Regions from separate parts of the Mus musculus genome. Here region 1 is linked to region 2. Evidence: chromatin contacts called from ENCODE Hi-C or POLR2A ChIA-PET data. All regions are on one chromosome and are shown on one strand. The core of a region is the stretch at or near the end of the contact, and the rest is flanking DNA. Distances in the headings are between cores, read along the strand shown. Region 1 holds the start of C530044C16Rik (RIKEN cDNA C530044C16 gene). Region 2 holds the start of Mpp6 (membrane protein, palmitoylated 6 (MAGUK p55 subfamily member 6)).

What was found. A loop is a pair of places that touch in the nucleus more often than their neighbours do. ChIA-PET counts read pairs that join two places held with the same protein, here RNA polymerase II (POLR2A).
Region 1: a loop to region 2 is called in a map of left cerebral cortex, with 7 times the contacts of the local background. The contact joins the promoter of C530044C16Rik here to the promoter of Mpp6 in region 2. A Hi-C loop is called at or near these places in 1 of 37 maps with a recorded cell type or tissue (left cerebral cortex). POLR2A ChIA-PET finds 5 or more read pairs at or near these places in 1 of 5 experiments (embryonic stem cell).

The regions. Positions count from the first base shown.
Region 1 is chr6:50,774,797-50,778,435 of GRCm38, reverse strand. C530044C16Rik (RIKEN cDNA C530044C16 gene) reads right to left here and starts at 2,321. Exons shown (of 5, transcript NR_045984.1): 1 at 2,287-2,321; 2 at 2,033-2,167.
Region 2 is chr6:50,108,607-50,111,911 of GRCm38, reverse strand. It overlaps Mpp6 (membrane protein, palmitoylated 6 (MAGUK p55 subfamily member 6)), which reads right to left and starts at 1,671. Exons shown (of 13, transcript NM_019939.2): 1 at 1,448-1,671. Gm38805 (a long non-coding RNA gene) reads left to right here and starts at 1,755. Exons shown (of 3, transcript XR_869061.1): 1 at 1,755-1,972; 2 at 2,835-2,906; 3 at 3,248-3,305.

The sequences.
Region 1 (3,639 bases), core at 1,072-3,571, 670 kb before region 2:
CTGTCTTCCAGCTGCTTGTGTAGTGGTGTGAGGAGCAGATCTGCAGCAGAGTGGCTCTGGGAAGTGATAGAGGGTGTTGAAATAAACAGATGTCTACCTGAGACCATAGGGGAACAAAAAGCTCGTTTGGGGGCAATGATCATGTGAATGCCTCTGAATAGCCACCAATGGACCTTGTTCTTTTTGTCTCTAATAGCCACCAATGGACCCTGTTCCTTTTTCTCTAAAGAAAGAAGTAGCTCAGATTTCAATTGTCCACATTACTCAGAGCTGAAACACAGACTCCATAGACCGGACTAAGGAACAAAAGCCAACTCTTGTGTTTTAGGACATGTCGTGTGAATATTCACATCCCACACCCAACAGCAGCTTGCCTAATTGTGTTTTCTCAAAGCAAATGCCAACATTGGTTTTATCCCCTGAGCACACACCAGCTGCTCAGTAGAAGGAAGCCAGTTCAGCATTAAAAATTGACCGCAAATAGTTAGAGGGCATACGAGCCACAAGCCACAGGCAGATAACATGGTGGGATATAGCATTATTTATAACCAGGGGTCAATTGTCCCAACCTACCCTGCAGCCTGGCTCCCATCTCTGCTGAGGCTGTGGTCCTGTTACAAGTCTTAATTGGCCCCCTTTTATGAATGTATTAGTAGGAGCATAAACAAGGTCATATGGAATCTAGAGGACATTAATGAGACCTGTGTAAATTTACATCACTCAGAATGCAGTTGTTAGATCATTTTCAAGTGAGTAAAACCCAAAATTTGCTTTTTGCTTTGCAATTCATCTTCTCACCAGCAACTGCCCACTGTAAAGGCTCTCTGAGGCCCATAAAGGGACGGGACCTCAACGTGTGTTTCATGGAATAACTGAATCCTATTAAACTGAGGTTTATTTTCACCTTAGAAGCTCTGATGAATAAAACGGAAGATGGAGCCATTTTCATCCAGTAAAACAAACCTTTACTGGAGAGGGGAGAAAAAGGAGAAAGAAACTAAAATGTCAGTTGCTGATGCGTCATTCACCCGCTGCTCAGTAAATAAACATAACATCTATTAGTTGTCATGGAAACACTTGGCCTGACTCTGAGCCTCAAAGCTCCACAATAAAGAAACCCTGATATTTGAAGCTCGACACAAACAACTCCTTTGGCATTTCTCATGAGCTCACCAGCGAGCATTTTCCTCCGTTGCCTTCCTTCCTGGGACATGAATGCATTTGTTTCGGAGAAAAGAGACAAGTATCTTAGAAACCCATCAAAAACATTTGAATGCAGTACCTTGGCCATCTCTGCTCTCGCCGCTCCTCCCCCCACCTCTCTCTTAACCTCTCTGCCTGAGAAGAATTTAAATGGCTTGTTTAGTCACTGCACATTGTGCTTCCTGTGCTCTGTGCTGCATGAAAGGGATTGATTGAAACATTTATAGTAACCGCGTGGGCAGGAGGAACCAGGTTTTCTGCTCAGCATGGAACACTGTTAGATACATAATAAGCAGCCACAATACAGGCGGTAGAGGAGTATCCCGCCATTGTCTCCTCTTCAGGAAAGAATTTTTCGTTAGTATAGACTTGATGTGCATTCCCAACACTCAGTAAGAGAGTGGCAGCTCAGATGTGTGAACACAGATAAAGGATGCTTAAGCCTCCATCCCCGCCCCCCGCCCCCAAGGTAACTAACTGGTCGCAGAAATACTGCTCAAAAAAGTCAGATGATGTTCCTATAGAGTGTTTTTTTCTTAATTCGTGGAATCTCTAGCACGTCACAAAGCAGGAATGGATGAGTTTAAAGGTTTCAGCTGAGCATCACTGAAGTGTCAGGGTCCCCATTGTTAATAATCAACTGGGAACAAGCCCCACCTCACATCTGAAAGCAAGTGCCACATCTGAAAGCAAATGCTCGAATATTCAGCATTTCTAAAGCCCAGGAGAGTTGACAAGCTGGGCATAAATCAGAGTGATTTAAATTCCCGATTCCCTGGCTTTGTTCTAAGGATGCCCCACACACATTTATCCCTAACATCACACTGACCTGGACCAGAGCTGAGGGCCTGAGTGGATTGCAGCAGCTACAGCCCCAAGTATCAGACAGGAATGGCGGTGTCTGCCTCCCTCCAGGCCTCAGAACAACTCCTTCTGAACACTTTGCGACGTTCCATTAAGTCTTCTGAAATGGGCGGAGGGCAGATTTTATTTATCCCGATATTCTAATGGGCCCTTTTCATCTTTGCATGTAACTATCTCTGGATCTTTTCAGCCCTCATTAATTCATCTCTGGATACTCACAATGCTTTCAGCAGCCCCACGATAAGGAACTAATTGAAGAAGGGACACCGAATGGCTTCTGAATGGATAGGGGTTGGTCTCAGCATCTCAAAATGAACTCAGATGGCCCTTGCATCAGAAAGCCAGAGTCACAGGACCCACTGGGCTTCAGCCATCCTGAACCAGAAATCCCTGGGAGATGGTTCCCAGTAGGGAATCTAGGGAAAACCTTCTTAGTGACTGAAAGGAGAGCCCAGGAATCCGCACTGTGTAGTCACAGGGCCAGGCACATGTAGAGACTACTTAACATTCGCAGCGCTGATTTGAATGTGCCATTTGTTATGTGTGTCTCCAGAGAAAAATAACTGTTCACGTTGTCATTTCCCTATGTTTTATAAGTTACATCTCAGTCAGATTTGTCCCTTGCTTGGCAGTGTTCTCCCTTCCAGGAGCTGGTTTGAAGAGCAGCCTGCCTTGCCTCTTGAGAGCTCTATGGAGGGTGCCAGGATGTCATGATGTCACATCATCAGCAGGAGCTGAGGATCGGGACTCAGATCTCCCCTCCCACACGGCCTTGACTTCATCTCCTTCTACACCGATGAGCTTCCTCATAGCTGGAGTTTTGGACACAAATTATTTGTCACATAGGTTCAACCTCCTGGATTCTCTAATGCTGCTGCATCACGGACAGAGGAAGGGAAAGAATTGGTGCATGCTTTTTGGATGGTTCCGAAACCTTTACAGTGGGGCTAGTGAGATGGCTCAGCAGTTAAAAGCACTGGCTGCTCTTCTAGAGGTCATGAGTTCAATTCCCAGCAACCAGCAACCACATGGTGGCTCACAACCATCTATAGGGGAATCTGATGCCCTCTTCAGGCAGGCAGATATGTATGCTATAGAGCACTCATACATTAAATAAATAAAATTAATGAGAGAGAGAGAGAGAGAGAGAGAGAGAGAGAGAGAGAGAGAGAGCGAGCGAGCTAGCTCCAGGGATTGGCTATAAATTCTCTGGGGCCATCCAGGTATGCAAACACTCCTGTCACCTCTCCATGCAAGAAAAGAGTTTCTTTTCTCTAGAAGTTTCCCTAGCAAATTAAGGAAAAGCAGAGTCAATTTCCATCAGAGCATGAAAGCATGGGAAACCTTTAAGCCATGGTACCATCAGCTAACCTTACCTCACTTCTGAGTGCGGCTTGCTTGGCACTGGCCTGGAACCAATCTAGAACCTTGTCATACGCTCCTGTCTGGATTGGTTGCCTAACATATACTCCATCTCTCAGCAAGGAGTCAAGTTGAATTTGTCCCACTTCCAGGTCTGGCTGGAATGTCAGCCTTCCCTAACATCCTTCCAGAACCCTTGCTGGAGAGGTC
Region 2 (3,305 bases), core at 422-2,921:
TACCTCAAAACTTTGTGTGTGTGTGTGTTTCAATATTCCAAGGTGGAAATGAGATTCACTGCAATAATTACAAGACACACACACACACACACACACACACACACACACCATAAGCCCGCGCTCCTACATAGCCTGTAGTCTCCATAGGACAAAATAGAGCAACTCAAAGTGTAACCATTTTTGCATTATGTAACCCTAATTTGGAATAAAAGAAACATGAGCCTTATAGAGCAATGTATGTATTTAAACAATAATTTAATAATTTAAATATATGAAAGCTTTAAGAAACAAATGACCTCAAAATGAAACAACCCCCAAAGTTATTTGTTTACAGAGCAATAAGGCCTCTAACCACAAAACTACAATCAGGCCTAGTAGTTTATCATAACTACACAGCCAAAGGCTGGTGCATTGTTTGACCAGTGTACCAAAATTTACCCTTAACCAAGGCTGAGATAGTTTTAGTACACATGAGACGTATGTAAGTTTCCAAAAAAGAAATAATGACCTGAAACACCACATGGGAAGAAATGGCTGCTAACTCATATTCCAAGTGAAGACCAATTTAACGCACCCCGAATGCTGTCAGCTATATGACAAGGAACCCCATTCAGGAGGGCTAAAGTAAAATTCCAAGAATTCCCAGAGGCGTAGGAAAAGAGTAAAAGCATGGCTAGCCTGACCTTAACCGGCTGCTTTTTGAGTAATGCGGAGAATTTTCTGAGCCTTGCCTACAGCCTTGAGTCTCTTCCTCACCCTTCTCCCCACCTACACAAATACTCACCCCAGAAAAGGGGAGCTTAATGAATGTTTTCTCGAGCTGCGATCCCAGGAACTGGTACCTTGAGAATAAACTCCCAATAAAGTGTTAAAAAAAAAAAAAAAGAGTCCCCCCAGCAAGAAAAATAACCAAAGACACCCCAACCAATCCACAAGCTGTCACCGCGCTGTCCGATCTTGCATCTACTCCCCTCCGGCCTGCCGTCCGGCCAAAATAGAAGTGGGGGAAGAGAAGGCAGGCACCTTTCTGCTTTCAGGCAAATGTGTCCAGCTCGGAGAGCACGCGCTGAGCGGCGACCGCCCCCGCAGAGGCGTGTGCTCGCCCACCGCCACTTTAGCCAAACAACTGGAACCTCGTGGCTCGGAAGTGGCAGCAGGAGTTGCAGCAAGCCTCCTCCCCGGGATCTCTGAGCCCCCAAAGGTGTCAGTCCCAGCGCCAGCCCGCTCGCTCGCCCGCCCGGGTCCACGCCGAGGCGCCCGCGCCGCAGAGGGAGGCGGCCGGCCCCGCCCGGAAGGGGCGGCCCGCGGGGGACGCGTGGGGCGAGGGGCGCGCGAGGGACACGCCACGGCTCCCGCGCCCAGGTGGCAGGGGCGGGGCCCGCGTGGCGCCGCCGGGCTTGGGGCTCCGGGGCCGGCCGTTACCGCACCGCGTGGGGCCGCCACTCACCGGCTCGCACCTCGGCCGCCTCCGCGCCGCCGCTCCACTCATCAGTCGCGGGCGCCGCGCAGCCCCATCTACCGACTCAGGGGCTCGCGGTCGGGCGGGCGACTTCCGCCGTCCCCGCCGGCCTCGCCCTTCGCCCGGCTCCGGGCGCTGCCGCTGCCCGCCGGCCCGCGCGGCCAGCCTCTCTCAGCCGCTCCGCTCCCGCCGTCGCCGCCGGGGCGCGCTCCTCCCGGCCTCGCGCGTGCGCCGGACGCGGCGAGCGCGCGGACTCGTGCGCGCGGAGATTCCCCCCCTCCCCCGCCAACCCCCGCCCAGCCCGGCCCCGCCCCTCGGTTGTGGCCTGGCCGCCAGGTGCTACCACCAGAGGGCCCTGCGGGCGGGTCCCTTAGGGTCGCCCTGGCCCAGCGCGCGTCCTCCACGTTCTGTGGGAGAGGAGCGGGAACCGGCCGAGAGCGGCTTATAGCACAAAGGAGACGCGAGAGTCCTGGAGCCCGCGCCCGCCACTCTTCTTACAGCCCTGACTCGGAGGTGGACTTGAAGGGGGACTGAATTTTCTCCCAAAGGCCCAACCCGAGGCTATGGTTCACACCCGACAAATGAAAGGACACTAGCTTCTTTCATAGTGCCAGGGCTCGGGCGGGATCGTGGAGCGGGCTTAGCCAGACCCTCCCAAACATCTGGCTTTCCCAGACCTGGGAGGAGGAGGACGGAGTACCGTGCCTCCAGCCGCGACCCTGCGCGGAGTGGGATGATTGCTGATGGGTGCCCTCTCAGAAAGTGTCCTTTTGACAGGCGTGTAGCTTTAATTTTTTTTTTTTTTTTAAGCTAAAAGGAATTGAGCATTGCAATGTAGCAAACGCTTCTGGCTAGAACTACAGTAGCAGTGCGAGAGCTTCCAGTCCTTTCTGAGATCTCTCTGCAAGCCCTCAGACCTGTGCTGTGGGCTCTCGCAGATGCTGTCATAGTCTCCCTAAAATTGAAGCAAGTAGTGTTCTTTCAGTGGAGCAACACGTCTCCTCAGTAGCTGTAGAAAGTGCAAGTGGAACTTCTCCTGTGACCATCTATCTGGTGGCTTCCACTGCGTAGCCTCTCCTAGCTTCTGAGCACCTTGCACAGCCCCTGCACAGACTGACGACAAGATTCAGAGATGGGCTTCTGAGATGTAATGCACTGCCTACTTTGTGGATGTAGCTGGCACGGAAGGGAAAAGGGGCGGGGGTGGGGGACGACTCTGATTCTGTGTCTTAAGAGGGCCCCAGTGAGTTTTGTCTTTAGCGTCAACCAAGCATCAAAGATTAATTTGCTCTGCCATGAGGATCATTAATTTTGCAAACCAACATGTAGGGGGACTTTGTAGAGCGTTAATTTAGAACCCTTTTTCCTGGAACAGCAAACCTGAGAAAAGGAAATTGGAAGCAATTAAGAAAAGTGGAATGTGCCGAGGAGCACGGAGTAACTTTGGGTAGGTATTGTGGTCCCCTATAGCCAAGTTCACCTTGTGAAATGAGACCGAGTGGGCTCGGTGCCCAAAGGTGAGAAGTAAGACATAGGCAGAGAGTATCATGGTTTGACCTCTCACGGTGGTGTGGACTCTTCGGGGTTTTCTTACTTTTCTGGATACTCAGTGGCTCCTTCCTACAGCACTCTACCCCAGACCTGTAAACCTTTAGAAGGTTGCCCTTTCAATTCCCACTTCACCACAGACTTTTCTAGCCAGTATTGTAGCTGCTCTGTAGAGGGGCAGGAAGTGACTGCCATTTCTGGATATGCTGCTCCCTATATTGTACCTTTATTCTCTCAAAGGTCCAGTGGAAACAGTGTACTAGCCTGTCACACTCTACTCCGTCCCTACAAACAGGAG